Regions from separate parts of the Mus musculus genome. Here regions 2, 3, 4, 5 and 6 are each linked to region 1. A link is a loop called in an ENCODE intact Hi-C map of the cell type or tissue named here. Cell type or tissue: heart. All regions are shown on one strand. Each heading gives the region's core, and the rest is flanking DNA. Links, peaks and the distances in the headings are about the cores only.

Region 1 (5,543 bases), core at 182-5,181:
GTTAGTAGTTATAGTTGACTCTGTTTAGAGATTGTTCTTCTGGTGATTCTGTTACCGTCTATCAGCAGACCTGGGAGACAGATTCTCTCCTCTGAGTTTCAGTGCTCAGAGCACTCTCTGCTGGCAAGCTCGCCAAAGCAACACAGTGTCTGAGAAAGGTCCTGTCTTGGGCCTTCTTCTTCGGCCAGGAGGAGGTCCAAATACAAGATATCTGCGCACCTTCCCTGTAAGAGTCCAAACTTTTATGGGTTTTCTTTCCCCAGACTTCAGACAGCAGCATTGTCAGGAAGCAGCAGTATTCCTAAAAGGGTGTCTGGGCATTGATATGCAAATACGGGCCACAAACATCCCATTTGGCCTCAGAATTCCTGTGTCTACCAATGTCACACAGATTTGAATCTGAGAAGTTTATTCACACCATAAACATGTGTTTCACCCTGTGAACAAATTCTGTTCTCTCAGAGTTCATGGCAACGAAGAACATGGTGGACGATAAAGCTGCCCTGTTTGATGTGATGTGCCTCACACCAGAAATCCCTTTGAATGGGCCAAAGTTGTATTCACTGCCCGAGATTTCAGTGTGAATGTTGCAAACTCTAGACAATAAGGGGCTGTTGTGGATGCTGTTATTTTTTGAAGGTAGTGTCTCTGTAATGAAGTAATTTATTTGTTTTTATTTTTAAAATAAAAAAGGTAAAAAGAAATTCATTCACACTACCACATAGCTAGTAAGGGATTAAAGCCACACTAACACTCAGGGACACTGACAGAACAGGCAAACCTTTTCAATAATAATCTTACAATAATCTTCCCTGTATCTGTTGCTGTAATTTAAGGGGGAGGGGGCAAAGTCGAACTTTCCGTCAGAAACAATGTTTTGTAAAAGCATCCCAGCCTGCATCTGTGCGGGTTCTATGGCGTTTCAATGCTCTGTGCTGCTTCTCCCTGCTCTCCACTGCCATCTCCAAATTCCACCTTAAGGTAACTGCTGCCATGTGGCAAACTCCAGTAATAAAGTCCCATCAAACAGGCAGAGAGCAGGGAATCCTCTTTTTCTATTGGTTCCTTCCTGACTCTTAAAAGCGCTGACTCATAACCCTGTGTCCCTTCAAAACAAAGTAAAATGGAAAAAAAGAAAAAAGAAAGAAAAACTTAGTTACTCGAAAGGAGCATAAAAACTTACCTGCTTATGTGGTTGACTTCAAGAAGGCATCTAAGATCAGCAGCACGTCCTTCAAACTTATCCCCAGTTGGTTTCTCTACTGACTGCAATAGTAAAACTGAAATCCTTTGCAACACGTGTTTGCACTGGGGACGATGTGGACTCAGGAGGAGACTGTGGTTCCATTCCTCTGTCGTGGCTTTACTCAGTGAAGACACCACACAAAAGCCAAAGATGAGCCAGTGAGTCGGATTGGGTGAGGGCAAAGAGAAAGCTCTGGAATTTGGGGACATCACAACAAAGTGACTTTTGGGAAGTTACACTATTGAAGCCAAACAGTTTTAGCTCCTTGTAAAAACACAATTGTGTAATCACAGAATTAAAATCTCAGTACTTCTTTTGTCTTTATGCTCCTATATTTTTATTACTGTGTAATTATTATGTCATACATTTTCCATGAAAATTTTCTCTACATCAATATCCTCTCATAGTATTTTAAAACTTTTTAAGTAGAGATGTGGATTTCTCTAATCATTAACTTCTATCTGGTTAAAGAAAATGAGAATAGTTGTAATATGTTTATATAATATAATCATACTTTTAAAGTATACAAGGAAATACTGGTTTGTTTTACAAACACTGTATTTTAACCAGCTGGTAATAATCATTGAGCCTAGGAAAAGATAAAGAGTGATTGTAATAAAGAGTTGCAAACACTACATCCAAGATACCCAGTTTTCTATAAGAAGAGATAGAAATAAAGGGTAATTGTTTTAAATCAAGGAGTCCCAACACTAAGGAAAGAGACAGAAGAGATCTTATGTTCTAGGCTAGCCTGGGCTACATGGTGAGTCTTTGTATAAAAAATAAGAAACAGTCAAAGAAAATGAGAGACTTCCAGGGTGAACACTTACTTGTTGGTCTCAGATATCAGAAGGAATAAAACTACAGCTCTCTCCACTGAGTAGATCCTAACAATGTTCACAAAAAGAGCCAAGGCTTCTAAGGAGGGAATCTTTTCAAACAACGTGTATGTGCTTGCTTTGTTTTGTGAATTCTAGGTAGAGATCTTCTAGGCTTTCTTCCGTGTCCAAGTTGTGAACAGCTAGTGAGTACAACTAGAAAAGGAGAAAATAATGTGATTCTTTAAAATATTTTAAAGAAATAAATCTTGCAAGGAAACTGTAACTAAAAACATCCTGGAGACTTTTCTGCGGAACTATAATCTTCAAGTTTGTGTTTATTTCTCTCTTCAATCTATCTAATCTTCCACAATTGTTTAGGGTTAAGAAAGCTGAAGCAAGATATCTGATGAATATTTAATTTCCACTTGTTTGTACGTATGTGATTATTCATATAATAGTCCCATGGATTTTTATGACATCTGCTTTGTTTTAAATAGTAAAGACATTTTTTTTTTGTTTTTCCTAAAACTGAGTTTTTACTTGAGACCCTAGTGCCATCTACTGAAACAAATTAAAACTACAGCCTTCTTACCATTGTTGAATAAGCACAACTTCCAAAGTAGCTTAGCCCTTGTCCTTACAATGTTTCGTTATAAAAAAAACACTTATTGTTTTTCCGCATATATCCAGGAAAATAGTCTCAACTCTCTGTTTCAACTGAAGAATCTAAAATTCATAATTATAAGTCTTTGATGAGCATTTCCTGGTAGAAACACAGTTTCTGGGTGAACCAAACAGAATTTGCCCTGTTCTAGGAACACAAAGATGAACTGAAAGTTCTATTTCCATATATTCTAGCTTAGGAAGAGTGCATCTCAGTGGTACTGTGCTGCTTGGTACACACAAGGTACAGAGTTCCATCGCCAGTTTTGAAAAAAATAAGTTCATTAGATCGAAAAATAATCATACATTTTGCAAACATTTCTAAATGTTCATTCTGAGAATAACAACGTGAAAGTTATTTTTGAGAGGTTTTAGACAACTGGATATCTTTTTAACTGAGAAAAAGTAGGCAAAAGTTCTGATAATGTATTTAGACAGTCTTACTATTTAGTATCAGAGCTGCAGCAGCACACACGTCAACTGAAGCTCTTCTATGAGCTGTGTGTGTTTACTGTCACTTCTTGATTAGTTATAGATAGCACAGTATAGTAACAATACCTTTGAAATGCTGGCAAGTAATGGAGTGACAATATTCAAATTGTAAAATACAACATGAAAATTAACTTTATATCTCCTCACATTCTTAGTTACCTGCTTATTTTGCTGTTAGCTCAATGCATGTGTTCTCCTGGACTGTACACAATACACAGTTATTGATTATTTAATTAAATTTAGACTTTCCTGTGTTCTCCTAACCCACCAAAACTATATATAAAGGCAAATATGTTACAGTCCATAATGTAAAGGAAGATTGATGTATATGTACAGATAAAATTTAATAGGCCATTAAAATGTTTGTGGGGCCCAGGATGTAGCTGAGATGGTAGACTACTTGCCAAGCATGAATGAACACTGGGTTCCTTCCCCAGTTCTACACAGACAGAGTGTGCAATGCCTGTAATCCCAGAATTTGGGAGATGGGAGAAGGAAGGTCAGAAGATCAAAGTCATGTTCATTTATACATCAACTTTAAAGACAGCCTGGGAAAACTAAAATTAAGTTTGGGATTAACTTTAATTTTATAAAGTACCTTTTTAAGTCCTAATAGGTAATTCAGATATAATTATGAATTGCAATTACATAGCAAAATGATTGTCAAATGACTAACATCACCTGAAAGTTAATTGTTATCAAAGATGTTTCTTTTATTTCCCCCACTTAAAATAAGCAAATAGAAATTTGGATCTGGGGAAAAAAACATTGAAAATCAATGATATATAAGATAGAAAAGACTATATTGTTCTAGCTACAAAACTGATAATTTCTAACGCTAAATACATTGTAATTATAAACCATGTATTGAGTCACTTAACCCTCAAAACAGTCTGAAATATAAATGCTATTGCTTGTTTTCTTTTATAAGGCATATTGAAGCACAAGAAAATTAACAGCTGGTTTGCTATGTGATGGCTTCCTATGTGAGCTCCAGAGTCCTGCCCGCAGATGGTCTCTCCTGCGGTATTTGCTAACCCAGAACAGGTTTCACAAGTCGATAATGGAGTTCTCTAAAAAGCAGTGTGATGTATGATCGACAGCAGAGTAAGTACAGAAACAGACAGAAGAATCCTGCTACATTCTATCCAGCAAAGCAGTTAAGATTTGCGAAAACATTGGGACAGTTCCACTTTACCATTGATCTTCCAATATGGCAATTTCTCATTCATGCTGACATTTGACAGCCAATGAACTTATCATTAGTGTTGGTAAATTGATGGCTTAAATTAGTCTCAATCAGTAAAACAAAATGGTGTATATGAATTAATAGCTTTGTTGTAATTTCTAATAAACACAAGGATAGTCCACTTAAAATAGAAGCTTGAGGGAGTCACCTCTATTGCTTCCTGTAGCAGAAGTCAGTCTTGAAATCGATACATGTGAAATCCTCTGCACGGGATAGATGCAGAGATACTCTGAAATATGGGCTTTTTCACATCAGTTTAGAATTCTTACAATTCTTTCAAAATGCACATATTTTTGAACAAAATTAAAATAACTGCATGCCAGGATCTGGGGAATACTTACTCAATAGTGAACACTGGCAGTATTAAACTACAATTTCATAAGCACATCTTTAGACTGAAGCCCAGAACATATAATGTTTCATACGAGTAGAAAAAATGTGAAGTCGTCTTACTAGGCTATGTAAGGAAATCCAAGAGATTTTGTTTTGTTTTAGCAATTTTAAGACATTTTTTAAGTTTGTGTGTATGATTGTTCTATATGCATGCATGCATGTGTATCATGTGTGTACATGATGCCCATAGAGGCTGGAAGAGAGTGTCCAGCCCTGTAAATGGACTAAGGATTATTGTGAGTCTATTACAGAGCTATAAGCATTCTTAATCACTTAGCCATATCTTCAGCCCCAAGAAGGGTATCAACACCAGGTCACAAAAATTCAATTAGGATTGTGAGTATGAAATGTTTGAGATACCAATACTGATAACAGAGTAAATTAGAAAACAACAGACAGAAAATAAGACAAAAATTGTTATATGAGGGGCTGGAGAGATGGCTCAGCGGTTAAGAGCACTGACTGCTCTTCCAGAGGTCCTGAGTTCAATTCCCAGTAACCACATGGTGGCTCACAACCATCTGTAATGGAATCCGATGTCCCCTTCTGGTGTGTCTGAAGACAGCTACATGTATTCACATATATAAAATAAAAACAAATCAAAAAAATTGTTATATGAAAGTAATGCATATTGTATTTAAAATAATAAAAAATTAGTCTAAGACCAGGAATTACTTTG
Region 2 (5,543 bases), core at 274-5,273, 1.3 Mb before region 1:
CAGTAAGTATTTAGTTTATTGACTTACCTAAATAGAATTGCTGGCATTTTAAAACACAAAACATACTCACATAATTGCCTATAAACCACTCTTTGTCTCCTAAGTATGTGTCCAAATCTTTCAGAAGGCGAGGTGCTTGATGTGTGAGCAATTCATTGAACATCCGCTCCTAGGAGACAGCAGACATCCTTGTGAATAGTGAGAAACATAAGAGCAATTTGAACAGTGAGTGAGGAGATCTGAGAGTGGCTATGCGTTTGTTTCGTCATAGTTATGACATGACTCAATCATAGATTACTCAAGTTTTAAAATTACATTTATTTTGTGTGTTTGGTGTGCACACATGTGCACACATGTGCCACCGAGCCTGGTGGAAACCAGAAGGCAACTTTCAGGAGTCAGTTCTGTCCTTGCACCCTTGCTACTCAGGATTAGAAAGAATCAAACCCTTGCTACTCAGGTTTAGAAGCAAGTATCTTTTACCAGCTTAACCATCTAACCAACCCTATTACTCATTTTAAAGTATTTTTGCCATTAGTTTCAATATGTATTTTCATGGTGAATGACATCACACAGGATATTCCCATACAAACATTTTATACTCATGTATTATATATGTATATATATACACATATACATCATATTTTCTGCATCCATTTCTATATTTTAGACAGGTAGGCTCTATCACTTGTCTTCTGTGGACACAGCCATCATAAACCTCAATGTGCATGGAAGTGTCTGCGCTGTGCTGATGTAAATACTTGAGAGGCATATAGGCAAGTCATGGTAAATCTGATTTTAGTTTATGAGAAACACCTATGATATTTTCAAACTCTTAGTTTATTGTAATGAAAAGTTATTATGTTTTTAGATGTCTGAAATCCCCTTTTAACATAAGGCCCTTATAATTATGTAGCTCAACTGAAGGAAATAGATGCACAGCAGCCTGTGAGTCTGGGTGCTCCAGTTTGGGTTTCTTCCTCATTACTACACCTGATGGGCATACTAGGCCATAATGAATCATGATACCTGTGGTGGTTTGAATAGGTATGGCCCCATAGACTCATGTGATTGAATGCTTAACCCATAGCAAATAGCACTATTAGGATGTGTAACCTTGTTGCAGGAGGTGTGTCACTGTGGGGACAAGCTTTGAGGTCTTATATGCTCAAGCTATGTCCAGTGACACAGTCTTCTGCTACCTTTGGATCAAGATGTAGCACTCTCAGCTCCTTCTCCAACACCTTACCTGCCTGCATACTGCCATATTTTCTATCAGGACAATAATGGACTAAACCTCTGCAACTGTAAGCCAGCCCCAGTGAAATGTTTCCCTTTATAAGAGTTGGCAATGGTGTCTCTTCACAGCAAAGAACACCCATGGAACCTAAGGCTGTCTCCTCCTTGACAGCCACTGTGCCTTAGCATGAGCTTTGTCTGCCTTGCATATTATCTACAGGACCCACCAACCACTCCTTTCTGATAATCTATGTAAGGTACTGTGAAGAAACAATATCCGGAGAAAGGAAGACAAATGCAGGACACCCATAAAACAGATGGGTGCCTTTATTACATAACTATGTTTTATTTTGTCTCTGAGAACCAAGTCATTAACTCAACCCTCTTTCTTACTGAGAATTGTGTGCTTGCCGACATGGTGGTACACCCTGTGACCTCATATCCCTGGATTAGTTCGAGTTCGATATGAATATTAGTCAAGGCTAGCCTGTATCTCCTGGACAGCTGGAGCCAGTGGGGTGCAGGATGTGGTTGCTCGAAAGTTTTGCAAAGGCCATATGTACTTTCTAATGGTCATGTCCACATTGTCAAGTGCAAATAAAAACTTACAATGCTCACATTATTGATCACTCCTTTAGCTCAAATTTTCTTTACAATTTGTCAAATTATTTCCAACTAATAATATTTAAATTACTACATACAGAACAATCATTTCTTAAGGTCCATTTTTAAGTAATAGGAAGAAATGTAATTGTTAAATCTTTTGCCTTTAGGGGTGTGTGTGTGTGTGTGTGTGTGTGTGTGTGTGTGTGTGTGTGTGTATTTGAAGTACTGGAGAGGCTTTAGGCATTCCAAAAATACTTTGTCACTGAACTAATTGAAATATCTCTCTCTCTCTCTCTCTCTCTCTCTCTCTCTCTCTCTCTATCTATCTATCTATCTATCTCCCTATGTCTGTTTCTTGTTAAATCTAGGTGGCCACTCTTTGACTTGCTGGTGTCTGACATTTCTGCGCTCCTCTTCAGGAACATTGTGAGCTGGGTTTTGCCCCTGAGAAGGATATAGAACGTTGTCTGTTTCTCACAGTTTCCAAATCCTCACTGTTATTCTCTTTCACTGTTGAAACTGCAACTTCAGAATTACGGCTCCCCTGCTAGTCCTCCCACCTGCACACTGCTCTTCAGATGACAAAACCCACATGGGCACACTGGGTAGCCAAAGAATAAGCACTCATAATAAATTCAAGGGAAATTCTGGTGACCAGTGTTCACAGACATATTCTTTCATCTAATCCTTTAAAATTGGAAATGGAATTTTAGCAACAAATACAGAAATAACAGCAATTACTGTATTTCATGCTTTTCTTCAAGCACAATAATGACAATTTTTTTCAGTGAGACTTGTGTGATGCAACTCCACATCTGTAATCCCTACACTTGGGAGACAGGGTCTGGGGAGCTGCAAGCCTAGCCTGGGCTAAATAGCAAAACCCTCTCTCACTAAGAAGAATAAGTTGGTATTACTATCTTACTGCAATATTTTGATTTTGAAAATGCTGCCTGACCACAAGGTGGCAGCAACTGACCCTGCTGCAGGGAGAGAGCAAAACACACTTCATTGATGATGTAGTCGGAGCTATTAGCAATGCCTCTGAAATAGGATCTTTTGTATAATTTGTTCCTGAACCTGAATTTCTATGCTTTCTAAACCTGGTTTTAGACATGTAATAGCAGTGACCACCGTGTTATGCACAATGCTGGAGTATAAATTTTATGAGCAATGGCCAGAGATAGTCTCCTCTGGGATGTGTCCTCTGTCAGGGGTCCTCAGCCATAGAAAAGTAGAAAATGAGAGACCAGCCAAGAAGGAGGCAGACTGCCTTGCAGTGGGCTCTTTGATATCATGGACACAAATCTTTATATATTTTCTTTCTATAACTGGGAACATGATGTATTTGTGTGCTTATATAGACATGTAAAATAGATGTCACACCTGACAAATATAAGAGCAAACTAACACTTAACTCTATAATGTCTAATTGTACTGGCTGAGGTTTACTGAACTCTTTCCACCTTGTCACATGGCTATACTCTATCACTGGGTGCTCCCAACATGCATCAAAGGAGCGCCCCCTTTGGTCTACACTTCACACTCCGAGTTTCAACTTTGATAGGGAATTGCACTGGTAAGAAGGCAATAGGGTTCAAGCCCATTATATATATTTTGGGCAGAGCCAAAATATATTATGTCAAAAAGTCTTTTTACCCTTCTGTCATCAAAGCTGAGCTTTTCAAGACTTTGTCCCGGTGAGTGTTCTCTCTCTCTCTCTCTCTGACTCTCTCTGTCTCTGTCTCTCTCTCTCTCTCTCTCTCTCTCTCTCTCTCTCTCTGTGTCTGTCCATGCACACATCCCTAAGATACCTTATTTATATAAATTATTTGTGCAAATATCTCCAATCAGAAGATCTTAATCATGTAAACAGTATCACAATGCAGGTGATAATTAAAAGGTGAAAATTTAGAACTCAATCATCCACGAGTCAAGTTGAGGACGTCCTCTGAAAGCACAAACTAAGCCAAAAAAAAAAAAAAAAAAAACCCAAAACAAAGCAAATAATGGGAGGTGGAAAAGATCTCAGCCTCCCAGCTCCAGGGGTACTGGGTGACAAAGAGAATACAGGATATAGTGAAGTCACTTTAAAAGCTTTCAAGGATATTTAAACTTTCCAAAGTGTCAGGCTGAATGGACCCATACAGGATGGTGCCAGACTAGAAGGATGGCTCACTTTATAAGATTTCTGCTGCTCAACTATGCTGACCTAAGCTTGGATCTCTAATGCCCACAGATAAGCCAGGCTCTCTATCACACAGCTGTAGCCCCAGCACTGAGAAGCAGGAATGGAAGGGGGTGTGTGCTTTGGTGGTCTGTCAGTCTAGCTGAATTGGTGAGGTCCAGATTCAGCGAGTGTCTCTGTCTCAATCAGTAAGCAGGGGAAGGAGTGAGGAAGCAATTGGACGTCAATCTCAGGCCTACACATGCATGCGCACACATATGTGCACTCACACACAAGAAAGAAAACAAGATGGCACCAAAACACCATTTCTTTCATATACTTGTATATATACATATGTGTTTATGTGTGTGTGTAAAATTTGTTTGCTTGTTTTGTAAGATAGGCTCTCGCTACATAGTCTTGGTTAGCCCAGAGCTTTCTATGTAGACCTGGAGTAGAGTTCCAGGTCTACATAGAAAGAGATCTGCTATCGCTTCTCAGCCTTTTGGCTAAGATCGAGTGTAGGAAGAGATCTTCTTGTTTCTGCCTCCAGAGTACTGGGGTTAAAGGTATATTCATATATAGGCAACAAAACTCACCATTCTAAACATTTAGAACTTTAAGGAAAATAATTAGATTAGCCAAACTTGCCAACAGCTGAGAGCCTGCTGTGTCTTCAAATGCTAGTGGAACACTGCTTGCAATATAGGTGTCCTTACCAATGGTCTTAGGGTTTCTAGTGCTGTGATAAGCACTATGCCAAAAGAAACAGAGAAAAAGGGTTAATTTCAGTTTATAGCTCTCAGATTATACTCTATCACTGAGGCCATTCAGGATAGGAACTCAAGGCAGGAGTCTGGTAGCAGGAACGGAAGCAGAAGCTGAAGTCGTGGAGGAGAGCTGCTTATTAGGTCCTATGTTTTTCTAGTCTGCTTTCCTAGAGAACCCAGGACCACTTACCCAGGGATAGACCCACACACAACATCAATCGATAATTAAGAAAATACCCCACAGCTCTTCCCGCAGGAAACTGTGTGGGTGGTACGCAAAGGACCCAGGCATCTCCACCAACCTGGTGCTGATGCTGCAGCCTCAGCAAGTTCTCCTTGGCAGGAAGAAGAGGAGCTGACTGCTGGAGTGGCTTCAGGGGAAGCACAGGAAGGGAGAGTCCACTGAGGATGGGGCTGAGAGCCTTAGGAAGAAAGCGGTCTGACCGTGGATGCACTGCTCAGCTGGACCACATCTCGTTTGAGTTTGTGGGTTCCCTTAGCCTGCTGAACATCCATATCTTCTCTACGGAACATGTACACAGGGCGTGCAGAGAGTGAAGAAGTGTGCCCTTAGTGGTTCCCGCTTGATCAGATTCCCTTTGCTGACATGTGACCTAATGACGGCTACTGGTTCCTACTCCTGCTTCAGAAGAAGTTGTTCCAAGGGCACTTCAAGTTCCAGGATCAGGACCTCATCCTCGACTACTCCCTGTGTGAGGTGGATGAATTCTAATACAGAGGTCTGACTGGTTGTGGTGACT
Region 3 (5,543 bases), core at 163-5,162, 590 kb before region 1:
CTACGTGTGGTAGTGTGGTTATGTGAAAATGCCTAAAATATTCAAGAATGATATGAAAAACTAAGTCAACCTGTTGGTCCATAATTACTCATTAACAGTCAGTTAGGAAACTACAGACTAATGGTGTGCCAGGAAAGTCAGAAAATGCTTCAGGGTCAGTCTGGTCTCCATTGTTAGCAAATCCAAGTGCTCCTTTAAATAAATGAGATATTTCTTTGGCTCTTTGCATTTGTTCATTTGCCCACTTATCTGATTCCGGATGGACTTGGTGCTGTAGGATTGCACTGTTATCAGGTTCATCATCAGTTCTGTGGGTCCAGTCACCATTAGGCTTTCATTTCCTCGTCCCCCTGTACTCCTTTTATTTGATTCAGACTTGTATTATAAGGTCAGACTAAAATAAGAGTCAGCTTTCTGGGTCCAGTTAGATTTGGGTTATTTGAATCATAATTGGTCAGGCACACAGGAGACAGGAATTGTGAATGAATCATCTTTCTCCCTTTGTTCCCTGTCAAACTTACTGCAGCACACAACTTTGGTGAAAGTCTATGGTGATCCTTCTCTGAGAGATGGATGTCTGTCTGCCTGATGGCAGAAATAAGTCCACAGTGGCTGGTAAAGCCCCCAAAGAAGTCATTGCGAGCTTCTTGATGTCAAATGTGTGTCTGCTCATTAAAAATATTTTGTGTAATTTTCCAGGGATGGAACTGTAGAATCTACTGACAATCTAGTCACAACTTTTGGAACAATTCTGTTGGACTCTTACAGTCATGTTTTATTCATTTGTAGCCAAACTCTGAGCAATGTGCAGTTTCTTAGCTTTTAATCCTATTTACAGGGACATGAATAGAAGCTTAAGTTTAAGAGAGATTTAATGAAATATAGACTTGTGCGTGTAATCTGTTCATTTTATTTTACTGTTTATAACATTTATTTATTTACCTACTTGCATTGGAGTGTCCATGCCATGGCATGCACATAGAGTTCAGGGGACAGCTTTGTTGTGGTTGGTCTTTTCCATCTATCAAGTGTGTTCCAGAGATTGCTTCTAGGCTGTCAGGAATGGTAATGCCTGCCTTTATCTGCTGGGTCTTCTTGATGGTCTCTGATTGGTTTTTATATAAGAAATATGTCTTGGGTCATGGTCCAACCATTTGAAAGACACTGTAGTTCAAACTTTGTTGTGTTAAACATTTGTTAGGCATCAAAGGAAAGCATACCTCTAAAAGATTATAAATCCATTTATAAAACCAGGGCAAAAGGAGTTAATTTAACCATGAGCAGCAAAAGTCTTTAAACTGTTAAGCAGGAGCTGAAAGACAGCCACTCAGTAAATATACCACAGCTGCCTGTCTTTCGAGCCAGGCAGCTTTTCTTCAGGCCTGCCCAGGGTAGTCATGCGCCTCCATTTGTATAAAACCATCTCTAGTTCCCAGGATGATAGCGATTGCAGTTTGATGCTCACAGTTATGAGTGCCAGCTAGAATTTTAAATAATAGTGTCCATTGTGAGTGCCAGGCAGTATTCTAAATAATAGTGTCCAGCAGGCGCTGATCATCAGCTGGGGCTTGCTGTTCTTCAGTGGGTGGAGAAATAACAATGTGCAGCCTGCTTTTCAATTAACTATCTTCATGATGGCGGCATATGTGCCAAAATTTGTACATGCTATCAATGTATATTGTGATCTTTTAATTCCGCAAACACAGAAACAATCACCACAGTTAATCTAATCAACATATCTGTCACCTGACATAACATATCGATCTCCTAACATGGTTTTCTATTTCTATCTCATGTAGCAAGAATATGTAGGATATACTTTTATGCTTTTATATATTCTCACTACAAGACAAAAAGGACAATATACATGAGATGATGGTATGTTAATAAATCGCCCTTTCCATATGCCAAAGTATTCTCTCATGTTAAATGCAAAGAATTAATTTTTATGAAAGAGAATTAAAAGTTACAAATCTATTCTTTTATCAATTTTAAGTATATACAGTTCAGTATTGCAGGCAGCTTACTGTCTGTTTCCAGGATTTACTCATTGGTATCGGAACTGTGCATCTTTTTATCACCATCACCCCACTTTCCTTCCTTTATTGCCGTTTCTTCCAGCCACACTCCTGTCAACCACCATGTTCTCTCTGCTTTATGAGTTTGATATTTTTATATTCTGCACAGTAATTCTTTTCCATGGCTTATTTAATTTAGAATAATGTTCCAATCTTTCTGAACTTTTTCCTTACTCTGATGACTATTTGGATCACAGCACACTGGGAAGTCAGTGATGCCCTTTTATTCTTGGACTTTAATTGAGAAACTCTTCCTCATCTTTTCTCATTTGTGTGACTAAGTTTGTGACCTAACCTTTCCACAACCACAAGAGAGAAATAGTGGGGAAAAAAGGAGAGAAGGACGTGGTTTCTTTTGTTGTAAAACTTTAAACTTTCCTTGTCACTTTTTCATCTTTAGTAGAAATGAGAATAGATCCTGAAATCATTCGTGAATGTTTGGTAATACAGCATAGGTTGTATTTACCCTCCCCACTCCCAAGAATAAAACCACACACACACACACACACACACACACACACACACACACACACACACAGAGTCTCCAAGTCTTTTCCTAGCTGATAACCTTCTGGGTTCTTGCCAACTAATTATAATATATAGTATATATTTTTCTAAAAAATAGTTAGTTACTGTAGGTGAAGGTCTGCAATCTTTATAACCCAAATAGATCTTGTTGGCAGAGTTAAAATCTATCTTATTCTTTATGTAAAATCCTTGACATACCCTTGGCCCCAGTCTGTAAAGAGTTTGTGTATAGAAAACTAAAGATGAGCAGGTGAGTGTCTTAGCTTGGCTGCTCAATTCTATGACATTCTGGATGGGTGCCTCCTGTATGGCCTACTCTTTTCTGAGTGGAGTCAACTGTGAACTTGTAGGCATAACTCTAGTTTCAGTGTATTTCCTAAGGAGGAGGAGGGAGAGGAAGAAGAGGAGAAGGAGGAAGAAGCCCTTTAAAGAAGCCAGTAGGCCTGGCTGTTCAAGTTTAGTCAACAGACCTTGTAGACATCTAGGTAGTTAAAACATACTATTACAGTTTCAGGTTTCTCATATAGCTCACAAGGTTAGCATGCCCTTATGAGAGACTAGGGTATGTGTAGCAGACTCTTCCTTTCTTCTTTTTTCTGTTCCTCTACACTCATTCTATCTTTAATTAGTTTTAATATTTTTCTTATTTTTATTTTTTCTTTGTCCTTGAGAATTTCCTATAATGTACTTTTATCATATTTTCCCCCTTACCCAGAATATCCTAAATCCACTCCCACTCTTCCCTACACTCAACTTTGTGTCCTTTCACTTTCTGTAAACCATCAAGTATGATTTATTACTCCCTATAGGTTCTTGGATGCATGGCCTTCCACTGGAGTGCTGGTGACTTACCAGGGGTCACACACTGTCCTCCTGCTATCACCTACCAGTAACGCCTTAGCTAGGTGGGGCTTCATGGTTACCTCCTCTCTCCATGCTGTGATTTTTGTCTGGCTTGAACTTGTGCAGATCTTATACAAACTTTCATAACCGTGATTCCAGATGTGCAGCTCTGCTGCTACATCTGGAAAACAATTTCCTTGTCGTCATTGTCTACTGCCTCTGGCTCTTACAGTCTTTCCACTGCTTCTGCAGTGGTCCCTGAACTTTGGAAGGCAAAAGTATGATATAGATTTAATGTTCTTGTATGGTATATGTCCCAAAGGTAAAATACCATCTGCAGTAAGTACTGTTATTAAGAGGCAATACAGACTATTGAAAGTCAAAGTTATAAATTTTAGCTGTAAATTGCCTTGATGAAAATTTTATTCTGTTACAATTAAATTAATCTTTGATCTATGTGGCTAGACTTATACAAATTTTGTATTTTACTGGATATAGTCCCACCCACCTGAGGAATTTTTGAGAATTCTAAATGGATAGTGTAGATAGTATAGCACGTCTTTTCTACATCTGTAATGAAAGATTGGACTTGGTCCATAAAAATGTGTCTAAAAAGATAATTCATGCTGTTTATTCAGGACAACTTCATCTATTACATTAGCAGATGTTGATGACATCAGTGCCTTGGCACCTGGAGAAAGAATATCATGTAGCTCAAGGATCAATTATTAAATCAGTAAAAATTTTAATGGCATAATGCCTTTTTAGAAGCTTCCATCTGATACTTGGAAAGAGTATCATGAACACAAGCCTTCTATCTACAAGATGTGAGCACTTAACCCTCATTTCTTGTGTGACTTGGCGTCTTCCTGTCAAGTCAGCACAGGACTCACTGCTGGTGTTTGTAACAATAGAGATGGTAAAGGTATTTACCTGCCTGGCTATGTCCTTCTACTACAAGCCAATCTGGGATTATTTTTGTCTGAGATACTGAAAAAAATTATAAATGATTGAATATAGGCTTTTTGGAAAACTAAAGAAATTATCTGGTCAAATTTGTAAGGTCTTAAACAAAGTAGCTCTTGTAGTATAATAAAAGTCTATTCACTGAGTAAAGTTCAAATAACAAAGAAAGAGCCAAGAAAGCAAACATGCTGTCCAGTTCTCCCACTTTCCTATGGAGCCTCTCCTCAGCAGATTGTTTTTAGACTAGCTTGCCAGATTCTGTTGTGTGTGAGTAAATGTATATGGCAAAATGGTTTTCTATACACAGTGTGACACTCTAAAACTTATAAAAGACTTTCCTTGTTAAATAAAGTAAACAAATGAATGTAAATGTAATTATAATGTCTAGTATGCTTTAATTAACCCATTTTCTATCTTTTCTATAATTATTCATGAGTTTTCTTTTGTCTTCATTTCGTTCTTAAACCTTTCATATGCATTTTGTAAAGGAAGTCTGTCAGACCAGGGGTGTGCACATTTGCAGTCTCAGGAGTGTGCCGAAATGCCACCCAGAAAGTTTATGTTCCTGGACACAGTATGCTATCTTGCCTTCCTCTTCCTTCTCTAGCTAACACTGAATAATACATATTTTCTTTTCGTGGGACAGTCTCATGGGTAAGAGATTAAAGACAAATTCTTTGAATTTGTCATTAATTAGATATTAATGCCATACGCAGCACTGATACCTTATAATATTCATTCAGTATACTGTACTCCAGGCTTCAATTGTTTTACTAATTATGGTGTCTTTAAAAGGGACTTGAACCTCATGTGTCATACCCAAGCTTGTTCTCCCTTGACTTGCCATGCCACTGGTCTGCAGGCCATGATTGCTTCTTTCCTAGCTCACACTATAGATGCAAGCCGGTGCGCAAGACCTGGATTTTTCCCTGTGGGACACCAGTTGTCCTAGTACTTCTTTTCTCCAAGAAAGCCTCTGCAGCCTCTAACCTCTTGCCTGGTGTATTTCTACAGCTTCTCAAATCAACACAGTCTTAGACAGGCTACTCACTTGCCAAAAACCATATCTCAGAATAATTGACAACACTTAAGGCCACCCTGGACTTCATGATTATGTCTTCTCCTTTG
Region 4 (5,543 bases), core at 134-5,133, 600 kb before region 1:
GATGGGCATGGGTTTCACCTAGTTTGGGGGAAGTGATGGGCACAGGGTGCTACATTATGTTAATATTTACTTTAGGAGCTTTCAAATATTTTTTAATTATAAAATATCATTTTGAGGAAATTTGTGCTGGTACAGATAATGCAGTTATGGCATCACATTTTGAAATTATTTTGAGTGTCTAATTACTGTGAAGTTTGAAATATGATATGAGTTTCTATTGTTACTGTAAAAGAAGATGAATTTTAGTTCTGGTTGGGTTTTCTAACAGTGTAGGTTGCCAGTATAATACATTATTGTGGTTGATTTTATGATTTTACATTATACTATGCATTAACAGTTATTTAGTAAGGTATGGGCTCAAATTCTACAGGAATTTAGTTCTGGAGGAATAGTCTGACTAACGATAGCAAGAAATCACTTGATGAAAGGTCAAGGAAATAGGGTAATCAAGTTATGAGTTAACATGGTCATTCTTTTCCCTATAAAAAGAACATTTGATTTACTTAAATTTTGTTCTGACTTTTTGTGGAAACTTTCTCTCTAGAGACTATTTTAACAGATGGAATAGAGAAAAGTTTATTTGATATATGTGGAAACTGATGAGCTGGGAACTCTCAAGTTTGAAAAGAAAGACTTGAATATAACCTCGTAGAATTCTCAATTACTACCATGAAATGGTGTGGAAGGGATCCTGGGTCAACCTCAGTTAATTTGTGATGGTCTTTCATCCCTGTCCTAGGTGATCCTAAGAGAAAACTCATATGCTCGGTGTGCAATAGAAAATGTACCTCAGTGTCAAGCCTGCAGGAGCACAGGAAGGTGGGTGAGAGCCTGTCTGTTGGCTGGAAGGCCTTCTGTCACCATCTGCCGCAGTCACTTGGTGGATGTTATACCAAGACAGGGCTTAGCTAGTGGGGACGACATGTTCCACAGTACAGAAGAGTGAGCTAAGAGTAGTTTGAGTTGTGTTGTTTCATCATTAGCTAACAGATTCTTTAATGCCAGGTGTCATGTCTAGCTGAGTCCCACAGAGCACCCACCACATTTTCAAGATTTTTTTCAGTTGGTGTTTGCTCAGGAAACATACATCAGTGATATGAAAACAGACATTTTTGTGCGGAGAGCTTGCCTTTTTTATTAACATGAGTACATTTGTGGTTCAGTTTGGTACAGAATGAGAGCTAGAAGATGATTTTTAAAAGACTAGAGCTGAGTTGATAACAATGAGACCGATTGGCACTGGGATGTCTCAGGGCTCCTCTTAGCTTATTCTACTCTTGACAGGAAAGTGCATATCGATAGCTTTGTGTATCCCTGTGTCATTGGAGAAATAAATGATCATAATCATAGAAAATGTATTTAACACTTTGTGGTAAGTATGAAAATTACTGTTATCTTTGTATGTAAGTCTAATGTGAAAATTAAGCATCAAGTCTAGCAATTAGTAAATAGTTGATAGAGAATACAGTGGAATCAAAATAAAATTTGGATTTTGTTTGTGTTGTAATAGAGTGCACAAAATTTCCCAATTTTACATGCTAGATATTTAGTATATCTGAGAACATGAAAAAACTTTCAGTAACTTGTTATCTAGAAGAGATATTGCCGATGAGTGTAAAAATTTTATTTTTCTTGTGATTTGTAAAATGCTTTTTACGTATTTGTATGCATGTAGATTTATTACATAGTAATTTGGCAGGACTTAAAGCTGATACCACCTTTTATGTATTAGTCCCAAGTTTATGGATTTAAATTATGACACATGAAATAGCTACTGACATGTGTGAAGCTGTCTCCTGGATATAGAGCGATTTTTATTATCTTTGGGAGAAATAACAATTTGCAAATAAAGGCTGTTCCTTTGCTTTCAGTAGTTCCCCATTTAACATTGGGCTGGATTTCTCCTCTCTGAACAAGGATATTAAATTGATTAGAATTCTCTGCTTATTCTCTTAGTTTTTGTAGTTTCCAGCTGGTGACTTTATGGGGCCTATTGAAGATGTACTATGCGTCTCAGATTTGGGTGTCCTTCTTGGACAGGGGCCAGGATATTCTGCCCAGTAATGTTCAGACTTGTGCATGTGTGCTGAAATTGCAGAACGCCAGTCTAGACACTTACCTTCTAGCTCCAACCCTTAAATTGTGTATATATGTGTGTGTACATGCGTATTCATGTGAGTGCCGAGCACAGATGTGGAGACCAGAAGACAGTCTCCATTGTTGGTCTGAGAGAGACTCTTGTTCTCTGATGCATACACAAGACTGACTCATGAGCTCCTGAGTCATCTCCTTTCTCTGCCTTTTGTGCTGTCATAGGAACTTAGGGGTTGCAGACAAACTGTTATGTGGGTTCTGGGAAATTGAACTTAGAACTTCCCACTTGCACAGAACATGTGTTACCCACTGAGTATCTCAAGGTCCTGTAGCCCCCTTTTTTTCTTCCTTATAAATGCTAGGACTTGGAGAGTAGACTTAGTTTGAGGCAAAAATATTAAGTCTTTTGAAGTTTGTAATTCTAAACACCCTAATTGGAATGCCTATTGAATGGTTATTTCCTGGATCTATTTAATCTTAGATTATGATGTTTAAGATATTTGAACAGAGTATTTTAGCAAACTTAGTCATGGAGTCTTTTTCTGAATAATGCCTTATTTTCCATTTATTTACTAATATAGATACCTTCTCCATTAAACAAAATTAATTTGGTAGTAAAAAAAAAGGTGTAACTGTTGGTGGAATGCAGAAGGAACAGTTGCTCTTTCATGTTGTGAACATTTGCAGAATGTTAAAAAATTCGTAGTGCAAATAGACTTGCATTCTAGAGCAACCCTTCAAAGTCGTTCTCAATACAAAGGAAAGTATCGTAACTCCAACTGTCAATCATTTTAGTTGGTCCGCTCTAACGTCTAGTAGAGTTTAGTTGCAGTATTTCATCTTGACAGCAGATGGTGCTTTATGACAATACTAAATTACAGCATAGTGTGTATAGTCTTTTATATTACAGTATACTACTTTATGTTGTAACAAAGTATCTTATGATTTTTATCTAAAGTTGTTTCATTTCAGACTTAAAGTAGTAAATTATCACCTGAAAACAAGCATGGAAAATTGTAAATTTAACAAAACATGTTTTCTTAACACTAGGCATGATTAAATAATGCCTGTCATTTGTCAGTTAAGTTTTGTTAAAAGTTTTAAAAATATCCATGACCCTGTTTCCTCTATAAGAGAGTTAATTCTAAAAAGCTTTTGTGTGCTGTAAATGACTTATTTCATTAATTCAACCTAAAAAATGTCTCATGTTTCAAAAATACTGAATAAATAAGAGTATCTTTTAATATTTTAACAATTATTTTGTCCATAGATCAATTTTTAACATTTTCTATACCAATAAAATTTGGATATTACAAATAAAGTCTTCATTTCTATATTACACCAAATATTTGTCATTTGCACTAGCTTGTCATCGTTATAAAATTATATATTGCATATTTTTACATGCAGTATTTAAGACTGTAAATCTGCACTTATTAGCTTTAAATACACGTTTCATGTCCCGTGCTTAGTGGCTGAAGCCCCCATAGCTGTTTGATGGGGAGGGGCTGCATGGCCTTCCTAAATGCCGCCTGGGACTTGTGTTCGTAGTTCTCCCACTCGTAGCTCCCCAGTCTCCACACTGAAACTCATCCTGTTCAGAAGTGGACGTTGCTGAATCTCTGCATTGATACACTCCAGAGGCTTGATGTCTGTCAGGGACTGTCTGCTTTATGCCTTTCCAGGTTCTCGCAGTGAGTTCTGACTCACTAAAGAGTAAAGTCTTTAGAGGAGGGCTTTCAAGCTTTGCTCTAGCATGGCATGGCATGGAGTCAGGCCAGCCGGCAGGCCTGGGATCTGTTGGCCTTGCTGCCTCCAGCTTTTCTCTGTCTTTTCACTCTTCTTGCCGTGGCCACTTGGATCCCAAGAAAACCTCATCCTCCACTCATGCACTGTATCAGTCATGCTGATCTTTCCCTCTGTGGCATCTAGTTATTTTTCAGTAACAGAGAAAGTCTTGGCTCTAAGAAGAAGAATTTGCTTGCCTAAGGTTAATTATTGTTCCTTCAACAGAACTAGTTTTGCATCTTAGTCCAATAGTTTGATGCCCTTGCTAATTGGCTGGTGTCTTAGTCAGGGTTTCTATTCCTGCACAAACATCATGACCAAGAAGCAAGTTGGGGAGGAAAGAGTTTATTTGGCTTATACTTCCATACTGCTGTTCATCACCAAAGGAAGTCAGGACTGGAACTCAAGCAGGGCAGGAAGCAGGAGCTGATGCAGAGGCCATGGAGGGATGTTCTGTACTGGCTTGCCTCACCTGTCTTGCTCAGCCTGCTCTCTTATAGAACCCAGCCCAGAGATGGTTCCACCCACAAGGGGCCTTTCCCCCTTGATCACTAATTGAGAAAATGCCTTACAGTTGGATCTCATGGAGGCATTTCCTCAACTGAAGATCCTTTCTCTGTGATAACTCCAGCTGTGTCAAGTTGACACAAAACTAGCCAGTACAATTGACCCCTTGTCAACTTGACACACAAAAACATCACTAGTAAGCCTCAACCATTACAATCTTATTCATCCCCAAGATCTAAATAACTTTAAAAGTCCCACAGACTTTACATATTCTTAAATTTTCAATCTCTTTAAAATATCCATCTCTTTTAAAATCCAAAGTCTTTTTACAATTAAAAGTCTCTTAACTGTGGGCTCCACTAAAACAGTTTCTTCCTTCAAGAGGGAAAATATCAGGGCACAGTCACAAGCAAAAGCAAAAGTCAATCTCCAACCGTCCAATGTCTGGGATCCAACTCAAGATCTTCTGGGCTCCTCCAAGGGCTTGGGTCACTTCTCCAGCCATGCCCTTTGTAGCACACGCATCATCCTCTAGGCTCCAGATGCCTGTACTCCACTGCTGCTGCTACTCTTCGTGGTCATCTCATGGTACTGGCATCTCCAAAACACTGCATGACCCCTTCAGTCCTGGGCCTTCAATTGCAACTGAGGCTGCACCTTCACCAATGGCCTTCCATGGCCTCTCACAGTGCCGAGCCTCAGCTGCTTTGCGTGACCCCTTCATGCCTTCAAAACCAGTACCACCTGGGTGACCCTTACATATTACCAAGTCCCGCTGCAGCAGGAGTACAACCTTGGCCATCTCTGGAACACAGCCTCTTTGTGCTTTCAGAAAACACTTCCCAGAAGATGTCACCTCAATGATGCTGGTCTCTTCTTAGTCACCGCTAATTTCTTAGTTACAGATAACCAGCATCAATAGTCCCAGTAATGCAAAGTTTTTGCTTTGGTAGTTCTGGTATCTTGTTAATCACAGCTGATTCTTCAGCCCCAGCTAACCAGAACTACAGAATCTTCATAATCAAAACAGCAATGGCCCTGAAAAGAGTCTTTAATTTTCCCTCTGAAATTTCACAAACCAGACCTCCATCTTCTACAGTGTTCTCAACATTATCTTACAAGCTCCTACACAACATCCGACAGAGCTCTTAACA
Region 5 (5,543 bases), core at 179-5,178, 960 kb before region 1:
ATGGAGTTACAAACCCCTTCAGCTCCTTCAGTCCTTTCTCTAACTTCTCCACTGGGGACCCTGTGCTCAGTCCAATAGTTGGCTGAAAGCATCCACCTTTGTATTTGTCAGGCTCTGGCAGAGCCTCTCAGGAAACAGCTATATCAGACTCCTGTCAGCAAGTACTTCCTGGCATCCACAATAGTATAACTGTATATGGGATAGATCCACAGGTGGGGCAGTCTCTTTATGGCCTTTCCTTCAGTCTCTGCTCTGCACTTTGTCTCTATATTTCCTCCCATGAGTATTTTGTTCCTTGTTCTAAAAAGGACTGAAGCATCCACACTTTATTGCCCCAGAATATCTTTTAACACCTTACAGAGTCAAGTATGACCTTGAACTCCCAAGTGTGGGGACTATAGACTTGTGCTACTAAAGTTGGATGGAATGGTCTTCTATCACCCAATTTTGATGGAGAGGGAGGATGGATAAAGCACTTTTATATTTGATGTTGTGAGGGGACTTTTATATTCTGTATTGTAAAAAGGTATAAACATGCATATGTTACTACTAGCATAGCACATATGCATTGTTAATGGCTTGTTGTGAGTTAACTCTTCAGCATGGAGGACTCTGGAGAAGTATGTAGTTGATTCCAGTAGACAATGGGCTCAGTATCCCAAGAAGTGCTTGAGTCCAGAAATCCAGAGAATAGGGAAGAATTCAATATGTAGGAAAAAGAGAGACACAGACATCACACATCTGAGAATATGGCTGATTGCTTGAGAGTAGAGGGAAGATGAAGCCTTTGTTCCCCATCCCATTGGAACGAGGTTTCCCAAAGCAGGTGTCAACCTACTGTCTTCTCAGGTCATTGGGTCTCAGATTGAAGCACGACTTAAATTCAGTTGTTGCCTTTGCTCATTAGTGTCTATGGTGATCCATTTATTTCAAAAGAAGATAGTTGGAGGTTGCTGAGAGTACGGATGCCAGGAAGTGGGCTCTATGGAACCATTTTGGAGATTAGCCACTGTGCTTCCATAGCACTTCTTTCTGAATCCTTAGACTCATTTCCAAAAAAAACTACTTTGCTGTGGATGGAAGGGTTTTGACCCCCCTGAGAATTCATACAGTGATTCTCCAACTAAAGTCATGTCGAACTCTTAATAAATCATGATAAACCTTTATGACCTCTTAGTGTCCTGGCAAGGAGAGACCTCCTTTCTCTTCACACAGCAAGAAGTCAACCTCCCAGAGAGCAAGAAGGGCTTCCTGCATCTCCCCTCCTACCGCCAGCCTCCAGACTATGAAAATGTGCATTCTACTCAGTCACAGAATTCTCATTTTGCAACAGCAAGCTAAGCTGATTTTGCACAGTCTTCCATTACAAAATCCTTCCTTGAGTTTAAACTGTTATAGGCAAGTTGAGTGATTCTCTAACACTTTTAATGAGGCAAATGAATGCTTGTAGGTATTGTTATGGAATGAATTCTAAAATATATCATTAAACCCCCCAAAGCAAGATGCAAAATGTTTCTATTTTAGCATGTCATAAAGTTGACAGACTAAAAAGGAAATTTAATGATATGTACTAGTAATAATTTCAGGGAAGAAGATGAGTTTATTTTCATGATTTTCATGTAAGTACTATTTGAATTTTTGAAACACATTCTGTGGTCCTGTAAAAACCAATTTGATTTTATTTGAGAGGTAGTGATACTGTGGCAATTTTTATTTTCTCTATAATTTTCTGCCTGAAAAATCCCATAGTACTTCAAAAAAAAATAAATGTAACAGTTAAAGTTATCTTCCACCAGAAAGAACCGAGGACATTAAAAAGAAAACAATAATAAAAAAAAGTTGTAAATCAAGACAGTATGGCATTGTGTCTCTCTAGGTGGGAGATGCAGAATTAAGCCAATTATTTTATACAAAGGGAGACATGGAAAGGAATTGCAGAAATAGGCACCCATGCTCAAGGACACAGCATACCTCTTGAAATTCATGGTTCTGTCTGTGAGTCCATTCTCTAAACACCATATTAAAGCTGGATACATAGAGAAATAGCCAGGAAGAATACGTCTAAGACAATTGAGTTCTGACATAAAGCGATTGGAAAACAGTTCCTATGGTCTTCCTGACAGTACAGAAGAGACAAGACAAGACAAGACAAGACAAGACAAGACAAGACAAGACAAGACAAGACAAGACAAGACAAGACAAGACAAAACAAAACCCCTTTGTCTTGAGAAAAAACAAAAAACAAACATGTCTTACAAAGTTAAAACAACAGCAACAACAAAAGCTTTCTCTTGTCTTGAAAATGAGAGGTAACATTGATGAAGCAGATGATAAGTGAAGAGGAAGTTTTCAGCAGAAGCACCCCTTCTTCAAGACAGTAAGATGGGGGTTCCCATAACCAGAAGCTGTGTAGTGTTAAGGTGTTGCAGACCGTAGCCACTAGGTGGCACCAAACAGCAGTTGGGAATCAGGATAGATTCTGTGGTGTGCACAAGTCTCTGTCACTGATAGATTCTAGGATCCGAACTCCAGTTCAACAACCTGGAATGAAGCCACTTCATCTTCATTTTCTCTCTCAAAACCAGACCTGTGTGCTTATTGCAAACTGTTACTGTCATAGTTATCTTGTAACTCTCATAGATGAGTGATTTCTCACTAATGCTAGCACATTTACACCAGATCAGAATTTATATTTCTACTAAAGTATTTCACTTGCCAATTCCATTAGACTACTGGCGTAAAGAAGAGAGGAGATGGGCCAGATGCTAAATGTATTCTTTAAAATCACCTTTCAGGAGAAAGAAGGTAAAGTTTTAGAAAGTCAACGCTGTCCCCTAATTTCCTACTGTCCTTATCGTGTGGTCCATCTTGCCAGCAAGGCATTACGTACCTTATCCTCGGCATCTGTAGAATGCTCTGGCCTCTGAGCGTTGCTATGTGTCCATTCTGATATTCGGGGATATTAGGAAGTCACAACACAATTAGCACTATCGTCTGAACATATAAATATTAATATCAAGTCAATAAATTTAGAGTAGTTAATACCTACTCTAAAGCATCATATTCCCTTCATCCAAACATAATTCACACCCTTGGCTTAATTTCATTTATAATATATATCAACATGAAATTAGATCAAGATCTTGTTAATATGAGTGGGACAGCCAAAGCCTAACTTAAATAGTGTTGACAATATAAAAAACAAAATAAAATAAGCCTCACTGGTTTAAAAAGCCAGACGTACTCTGAGAGAAGCTGTATTTCCTCAGGTCTGGTATCTATTTTGGGGTTTTTATTTGTGCCCTACACTGGACATACAGTATGTGCCTTTCCAAACAGAACTCACTGGACATAGCAAGCATAAAACTAAATGTGCTTAGAAATACCATTGCCAGATAGAAAACACAATCCATAGCTTTGACTTCTACGTGGACCACTTCATTCATTCCGCTTATAAACTCTCAACTTTTTTTTCTATAAAATTGGATTTAAAAGTAAGTGATAAAAAAAAAGTCAATCCATATAACATGTTTTTCCCCTGCTTCCTGTGGTTAAAAAGCCTTCCTCTTATTCTGTTCTTTACCAATATATATATATATATATATATATATATATATATATATATATATATATATGTATATATATATATATCCCTGCATTTTTAAAAAATACTAAGCCATGCATATTCATCTTCTAACCCAATTAATTATTTATGATTAATTATTTATTAATTAATCATGCTAAATTTTAATTATGAAGCTCTTTTCTCTATCTCACACTTTCTTTGTTCCTCAAGAAACAGCAGAAAAATCTTTTAGTGTGAATTCCCTCATGGCTCCTGATTCAGAGTGGCCCTTTCTCAGAGGCAATTTTGGTTTTTAGATTTTATTTTTATCTTATGTATGTGTAGGCTGTGTGCACCTGAAAAGGCTTCAAACATCTCTGCATTCCTTAAAGTCTGAGCTGTAGCTGGGAGTTGGGAGTTGGGAGTTGGGTGTTGGGTGTTGGGTGTTGGGAGCTGGGAGTAGAGACATGGAGCTGAGCCACCTCTTCAGCTTCCCAAGCATCCCTGCTCATTGAAGGGTGGAAGTAACATAACTGGCTGTGGTTACCACTCTCCTCTGAAGTCACAGCTCTGAAAATCAATGGTCATACCTGGTTTTGTCTGGAGAAATACAAACATACTATTTGAAGAGTGGCCTGTGGATATCAATACTATGGATTAAAGACAAAGAAAACATTTTTCCTTAACTTCATCTGAGTGTCTCCTATGGGAGACCGAGAGGAAGTCTAATGACAAGAAGACACATCATACAAGAATGAGGGACCGCCTTTCTTAAGATAATCCGTGTTCCTGTTGTTCATCGTCTGTCTATTTAACCCTTCTGTTGTGCTTTCTTCCATCTTCCAATACAGTCATGACTCACCTGTGGTTCAGTGAGCTGACGTGCTGGCTTCTACTAGACTTGGGGCTTTGCGTGAGTACATGAGGCCTTCAGTCAAAGGTTTCCTGACCAGCAAAATACCAGAATAATATTAATCCTGATATTGATGCTGAAGTGGCTATTTCTGGTTGTCAACTTGACTATATCTGGAAGGAACTACAATCCAGAATTGGAAGGCTCACCAGTGACTCTTATCTGGAGGCTGGGAGATAGAAGTTTCTGATCTGGACCTTGGTATGGAGATCTTGAGGCATAGTGGCTATAGATTCCAGAAGATTAAGACAGGGTGGTCTCCAAGTTCAAGGTCATCTGGGATTAAAGGTGTGGTGGCTTGCTGTGAGGGACTGAGCAACTGCTAGATCCTTGGACTTCCATTCACAGCTGCTACCGACCATTGTTGGAAATTGGACTGCAGACTGTAAGCCATCAATAAATTCCTTTACTATATAGAGACTACCCATAAGTTCTGTGACTCTCTAGAACCCTGACTAATACAGATGCCTAAATTGTTTTTCTCTCCTAGCTCTATCCACTGTGGCCTTCACCTTAGATCTCCAACAACACTACTTTTATTGAGATCCCAGATGAGGTTCACACCTTTGAAATTAGAGGGCAATTTTCATGTCCCTTACATGTCTAGAGTATTTACAGAGATGGAGTATTTACACAGATCTTCCTTCCTCCTTTTTATATGATTTCAGGGGCACCAGTCTTGTTTGCCCCCCACAGCTAAGTACATGCTTCATTCTAGACTTTTATTTGTTTATTTGTTTGCTGACTTTTCCTTTTCTTTTAACACTGGAGCAAAACAGAGTTCACTTTGTAGCCTTCTCTTCCTGGATGGTAACCTCCACCCTGACCTCAGGACTTTCAGGTCATCAGCTTCCAGCTGATGTATATTCGACCTCCTGCCTGGTGCTCTTATGTCTCATACGTGTTTAGCTATAATCGAGTGGAAACTGAACATGAGTTCTTCCTCTTTAACCCTTCCATTCCTCCCAGCAAGGCTTGCTCATCAGTGGGGGACGACACACTCTCCCGTTTACATGAATAAAGCCTTGCTGCTCATCCTCCAGTCCTCCTGCCATAGCCATAGTG
Region 6 (5,543 bases), core at 224-5,223, 820 kb before region 1:
TGGCCTATAATAATAAAAAATTAAGATTAAATCAAGTCCCAGCTGGGTGTCCTAGTTAGAGTTACTATTGTTGTGATGCAATTCCATGACACAAACCAAGTGAGAAAGGAAAGGATGTATCTGGCTTTTGCTTACACATCACTGTTTATCACTGAAGGAAGTCGGAGCAGGAACTCAAACAGGGCAAGAGCCTCGAAGCAGGAGCTGATGCAGAGGTCATGACGGAGTGCTGCTTACTTACTGACCTTTTCCTCATGGCTGGCTCAGCCTGCTTTCATACAGAGCCCAGTACCACTAGCCCAGGGATGGTACCACACACAATGGGCCAAGCTCCATCAATCACTAATTAAGAAAATGTTCAGCAGCTGGATCTAATAAAGGACTTTTCTTAATTGAGGTTTCCTCCTTTGAGATGTTGCTAGCTTGTGTCAACTTGATATAATACTATCCAGTACATTGGACATGCTGGCTCATACCTACAATTAATTCCAGCATTTGGGAGCTGAGGCAGGAGGCCTGTGAGTTCCAGGTTCGCCAAAGGTACACAGTGAGACCTTGTCTCAAAACAACTTCTGTTCTTCAGAATAGTTCAGTAAAAATTTCCAATAAATGAGACAATGGGGGGGAGGGGGAGCTGGTATTAGGGGCAGGATAAGCTTCATGGTAAAATACTTCACTAGTCTGTGTGAGGCCCTGGCATTTGATCCCCAGTACCCTCTTTGGTCTGTAAAAGAGCAATTTCTATCCATCAGCATTAGTAGTAAGTAGTATTTCTCAAACCACTTACTTAAACCACTAGCTTTTCCTATGAACCAACTTGTTTTCTTCACTCCATTGTCACATCTGGATTTTGTTCTTTGCCTCATTCTACTGGTTCCTGGGGATTTTATTTTATTTGCTTACATGGATCCCACGTCACCTTCCAATTTACTAATCTGTAGCATTTCGTTTTCAAAGTCCTCTTCTACCAGAATCACTCAATGAGCTGTTTTCAGGATTCAGGAGTATTCATGGCAGTTTCCTTGCAGCTCATATGTGGAAAGGTACTGACTAGTGACAAAGACATTCATCTAGCTACATCTTGTCCATCTCGGTGACAGGACCAGGCTTAACTCTTTTTTTTTTTTAGATTTATTTATTTATTATATGTAAGTACACTGTCTTCAAACACTCCAGAAGAAGGCATCAAATCTCATTACGGATGGTTGTGAGCCACCATGTGGTTGCTGGGATTTGAACTCAGGACTGTTCAGAAGAGCAGTCAGTGCTCTTAACCGCTGAGCCATCTCTCCAGCCCCCAGCCTTAACTCTTGAAGCTTACAGAAAAGACATTCAAGGACCATATCACTTTTTAGGAATGTAAGCTTGCATTTGTTGTTGTTGTTAGCCTGAAAATATAGGAATCCTTAAGAGAAACAGTAGCTCATAAGCCTAAACCCAGGCTAGAATTGGTCTCAAGATATAAAAACAGATGCAGTAACTTTCCCCTTAAACTGGGGTGTCCCTTCTGGTCAGGTTGTAGGCTATGGCTTGAGTTGTCTTTGTCCAGCAATGTAGTCAAGAAACATCATTTGTCTTTCAGATCTTGCCATGAGAACTCAGGCTGTAGATTTTAATATTTGTCTGGTATAGTCATTTTGGTTTTGAAACAAAATAGAAGTAAATAATAATCTAACCATTTGATCTTTCAGAATAGAATTAATTCTGTGTCTGCTTCATAGAACCATTCATAAAGAGTTTAGGTTTTAAGTACACCGACAGTGGAATAAAACAGGGGAAAAGACCTGTCACTGCAGGGTTCTATCTCCCAGCATTCTAGTTACACTACGGGGTTTTAGTCTACTTTTAGAATGGTTAGAGACAGACAACATTCAACAGAACCAATATAAATCTTTAACTGGGCTAGTAGTTTGGAATCATTGGCATGGTTGGTGTTTTATTTAAACGTTTGAACAGTGATCATCTGAGGTGAAGTGCTTTTTTTTTTCTTCTCCTCCTCCTCCTCCTTCTCCTCCTCCTCTTCCTCCCCCCCTCCCCCCATCCTCCTCCTCCTCCTTCTCCTCCTCCTCCTCCTCCTTCTCCTCCTCCTCCTCCTCCTCCTCCTTCTTCTTCTTCTTCTCCATAGTTCACTTTGGACCAGGTTAAGTTTCAGGATAAAGAGGCTTACTTGACCACTCTGCTAAAGCACACTTTAGTGTCCACACAGTAATAATAAACACTGTCCAAGTGAGTCATGAAAAAGTAATCTTGTCATGAAGTTTTTAAACAAGACACATTTTAAACAAGTTGGTTTGTTTCTGGCCACAGTCCCACTGGGCCTTTTGTGTGGCTTTGGCTCGTTTTAGTCACAAATTAGACAGACCTATACTAAGTATCAGCTTATTCCTAAATATCTGAATTTTTTGTTTTTCTGTTAATAACTTTGACTTCTACCTTGTTAATAATATATCTATTATTATTTTCCTTTAATATTGATCCCATCAAAGAGAAAACTAACATTTGGATTCAAAGGTTTGTTTCTAAGTCAAATGTCCACTAGGTGGAACTATTGTCTCAAACGAATGAGACTAGAAAACCTATTTCCAACTTTCCCTGTTGTTAGGGCATAAAATCTAAAGGGTGATTTCCTTCTCTTTCCCTGGTATTTTTTTTTTTTTAATATAAGCAACATTAGCACTTTGAATGCATGCCATCTGACAGCTGATATTCAGAACTGCACCGCCGTGAAGACTTCAACTAAGATGGTCCAATGCTCAGTCCTCCTGGGCACTATTCTCTTTCTTAGGCTTAATAATAACAAGTAAAAATATTTTGCTTAAAAATTTGCCTTAAAACTAGAATTTTGGAAGACTTCCTTAATAAACCAGTAATTAAAACCTCACAGACATGTAAATATATAAAAATACAAAGTACCAACCAAAAAGTTGAGGAAGCCCTCAAAACTGGAAACATGCCCACAAAGAGCAAGTTCTAGTGTCTGTCCCACATGTCTGTCAAATTTGCACAAACTACCCCTGTGCATTAATTCACACACTCTTACCCAGCACACACAAGTTTACTTAAACCACTTACTTTACTTAATGCAAATAGCACATAGCAAAGTTGGAGAGCACATTTTGTTCTTATTTGAAGTTTCTGTCCTAAATATGAAAATCTCTCCTTACTAAAATTTAACATGCTTTGCAGTAAATTAAATTGAAATACTTACAATTTTTAACATTTTATTAGATATTTTCTTTATTTATATCTCAAATGTTATCCCCTTTCCTAGTTTCCCCTCCAAAACCCCCTATCCTATCTCCCCTCCTCCTGCTCACCAACACACCCATTCCCACTTCCCTGTCCTGGCATTCCCCTACATTGGGACTTCGAGCCTTCATAGGACCAAGGGCCTCTGATCCCATTGAATTTTTAACATTTTTAAAAGCTCTTATATTTGAAGAAAATATTAATTTTTAAAGTTTTGAGATATAGTCTCCTTTACATTTACAGTCAAAATAATTTACCCAATAATTTAAGAATCTTAAAAACTAACAGAAATTCTCTAGTTTCCCTTTAAATCACTTTTCGAAATGGAATTTTGAACATCAGATTTTGATTTGTTTTATATACAAAAACCAAAGTAGTGGACACTCAGTAAATTTCTCTATCCAATCTGTTTTTTTTTTTTCCACTCTGTGGTTTTGAAAGCCTATAAATTCATGTTCTAGGTTGGATGTTGGTCTCCCAAGAACACGTTGCTGTAAATGCAGACAGCAGGCCCTGGGTGAGAGTCCCCAGCACCAAGAACATGAAGCATGTAGCCCTCTGCCACAGCAGACAGAGTACAACACTCACTTTCTCACCCATCCAGCTACTTCACCATTTATTGACCATTTCTATACAATTATTTATAGCTTTAGAAAAACACTCAACATTTCTATGTCTTTATTTTTAGTATGCTACCATATCTTTCTAAATTCTCAAAATTCTAACTTTCAAATATGGGGAAGAAAATCTCGGACTTTTTATTGTATTTTAAAACAAATCCAAGCCCCTAGGTCTGAGACTCATGGCTTTCTTCTATACAGCTCCAACTTATATTCTGAGATGTACTACATATATAATGCTGCACTGAAATACCTACTCATCATACCCAAAATACTTTTTTTTTTGATATTTTCTTTTCACTGATATTTTTCTTCTACTACAAAATATCTTCCAGCTTTTTCACATATTTAAGATAAATCTTCCCTAATCTTTCCTCTTTTTGGTTTCCCTTTTTAATCTCTCTCTCTCTTTTTCTCTTTCTGTCTGCTTGTTAGTCTTTCTCCTTTTGTTTCTTTGTCTTGTCTATTTATCATATCTATCTATCTATCTATCTATCTATCTATCTATCTATCTATCTTTTTTCTTTCTTTCTCTCTCTCTCTCTCTTTATCTTCCCATCCGTCCATTTATCACATCACCCCACATCACATCGTATCTGTCTGTCCATCCATCCATCTATCCACCCATATATCATAGCATATTATATCATATCATATCACATCACATCACATCACACCATGTATCATCTATCATCTTTCTATTCATTCATGCATCCATCTATTTATCATAGATCTGAATATCTGAGATAAGGTCTTGAATCACAGAATACCAAATTCTTGGTATGTACCATGTAGCCAATACTGGCCTGAAATCTTCATCCTACTAAATGCTGGCCTTTCAGTGACACATCACCTTAATTGGCTAGATCTCACCTTCTTGATAAGGGTCAAGTCAATTTCTAATCAGGAACAAATGGTCTAGTCTTTATCTTTTGACTGCTTTGAGTTATCTTTCAGGTCACTTATTGGTTCTACTCAGTTGGTTCATTTTCAACTTGACACAAACTAGAGTCACCTAGGAAGAGGGAAACTCAGTTGAAGAATGACTTCCATCAGATTGGACTCTGAGCTATCTCTGGGAATTTTTAAAATTAAACATAGCATGACGGCCAGCCAACTGGAGGTGGTGTTGGGCTATATAAAGAAGCATAATGAGCAATCCATGAGGAGAAGGCCAATTAACAGCACTTTTCATGCTTCTGCATCAGTTCCTGTCTCCAGGTTCCTTCCTGTAGTCCTACCCTGACTTCTTTGATGGTGGACTGTGACATGATGGATATGTAACCACATGACTCCTTTTCTTCCCAAGTTGCTTTTGGTCATGGTGTCAATCACAACAACAGAAAAAAAAATGGAGTAACATTTGCAAATGTTTTGTTTTCTGATAATCCATTTTCCACACTGAAGGAAACAAGAGCTTGATAAATACTAATCTAATTATTCCTTTTTTGAACAGATGAATTACTCTCATGATTTGAAGGACCAAGTCCAAATACCTTCAGATGGTTCTTAAGAGTGAGCATACTATGACCACTACCCATTACCTTCAGCCATTTTCAGCTCAATATTCCTGTGCCTTTAGCTTGACTTTCCTCAACTTACAATGGACTTTGGCACCCTTGGGTCTTTACATATATTCTCACAACCACCTTCAATCTCACTCCTTAATGCCAA

Evidence for each region. A loop is a pair of places that touch in the nucleus more often than their neighbours do. Peaks named below come from ENCODE experiments on the same cell type or tissue, not always from the same donor. Only the 100,000 strongest peaks of a DNase experiment are listed, where the experiment ranks them.
Region 2: it touches region 1 in a loop (6-fold over the local background); 8 of 42 quality-filtered maps call a loop at or near these places.
Region 3: it touches region 1 in a loop (3-fold over the local background); 14 of 42 quality-filtered maps call a loop at or near these places.
Region 4: it touches region 1 in a loop (6-fold over the local background); 14 of 42 quality-filtered maps call a loop at or near these places.
Region 5: a loop joins it to region 1, with 5 times the contacts of the local background. A loop is called at or near these places in 14 of 42 quality-filtered maps.
Region 6: a loop joins it to region 1, with 7 times the contacts of the local background. A loop is called at or near these places in 20 of 42 quality-filtered maps.

What each region holds. Positions count from the first base shown.
Region 1 is chr6:66,464,328-66,469,870 of GRCm38, forward strand. It overlaps 2610300M13Rik (a long non-coding RNA gene), which reads right to left and starts at 2,156. Exons shown (of 3, transcript XR_869151.1): 1 at 2,077-2,156; 2 at 1,184-1,438. In heart, for the core only: a CTCF peak has its summit at 2,635 (motif pointing left); no DNase peak of the experiment used is centred there.
Region 2 is chr6:65,123,488-65,129,030 of GRCm38, forward strand. It overlaps Hpgds (hematopoietic prostaglandin D synthase), which reads right to left. Exons shown (of 6, transcript NM_019455.4): 5 at 71-169. Among named protein-coding and RNA genes, the nearest start is that of Hpgds, 18 kb to the right of the region's middle. In heart, for the core only: a CTCF peak has its summit at 2,810 (motif pointing right); no DNase peak of the experiment used is centred there.
Region 3 is chr6:65,872,265-65,877,807 of GRCm38, forward strand. The region is part of intron 9 of Prdm5 (PR domain containing 5); the gene reads left to right. Among named protein-coding and RNA genes, the nearest start is that of 4930544G11Rik, 78 kb to the right of the region's middle. In heart, for the core only: no CTCF peak of the experiment used is centred there; no DNase peak of the experiment used is centred there.
Region 4 is chr6:65,862,176-65,867,718 of GRCm38, forward strand. Prdm5 (PR domain containing 5) reads left to right here. Exons shown (of 15, transcript NM_027547.2): 7 at 740-819. Among named protein-coding and RNA genes, the nearest start is that of Prdm5, 86 kb to the left of the region's middle. In heart, for the core only: a CTCF peak has its summit at 2,950 (motif pointing right); no DNase peak of the experiment used is centred there.
Region 5 is chr6:65,508,039-65,513,581 of GRCm38, forward strand. No RefSeq gene overlaps it. Among named protein-coding and RNA genes, the nearest start is that of Tnip3, 80 kb to the right of the region's middle. In heart, for the core only: a CTCF peak has its summit at 2,440 (motif pointing right); no DNase peak of the experiment used is centred there.
Region 6 is chr6:65,649,047-65,654,589 of GRCm38, forward strand. No RefSeq gene overlaps it. Among named protein-coding and RNA genes, the nearest start is that of Gm36144, 19 kb to the right of the region's middle. In heart, for the core only: a CTCF peak has its summit at 2,525 (motif pointing right); no DNase peak of the experiment used is centred there.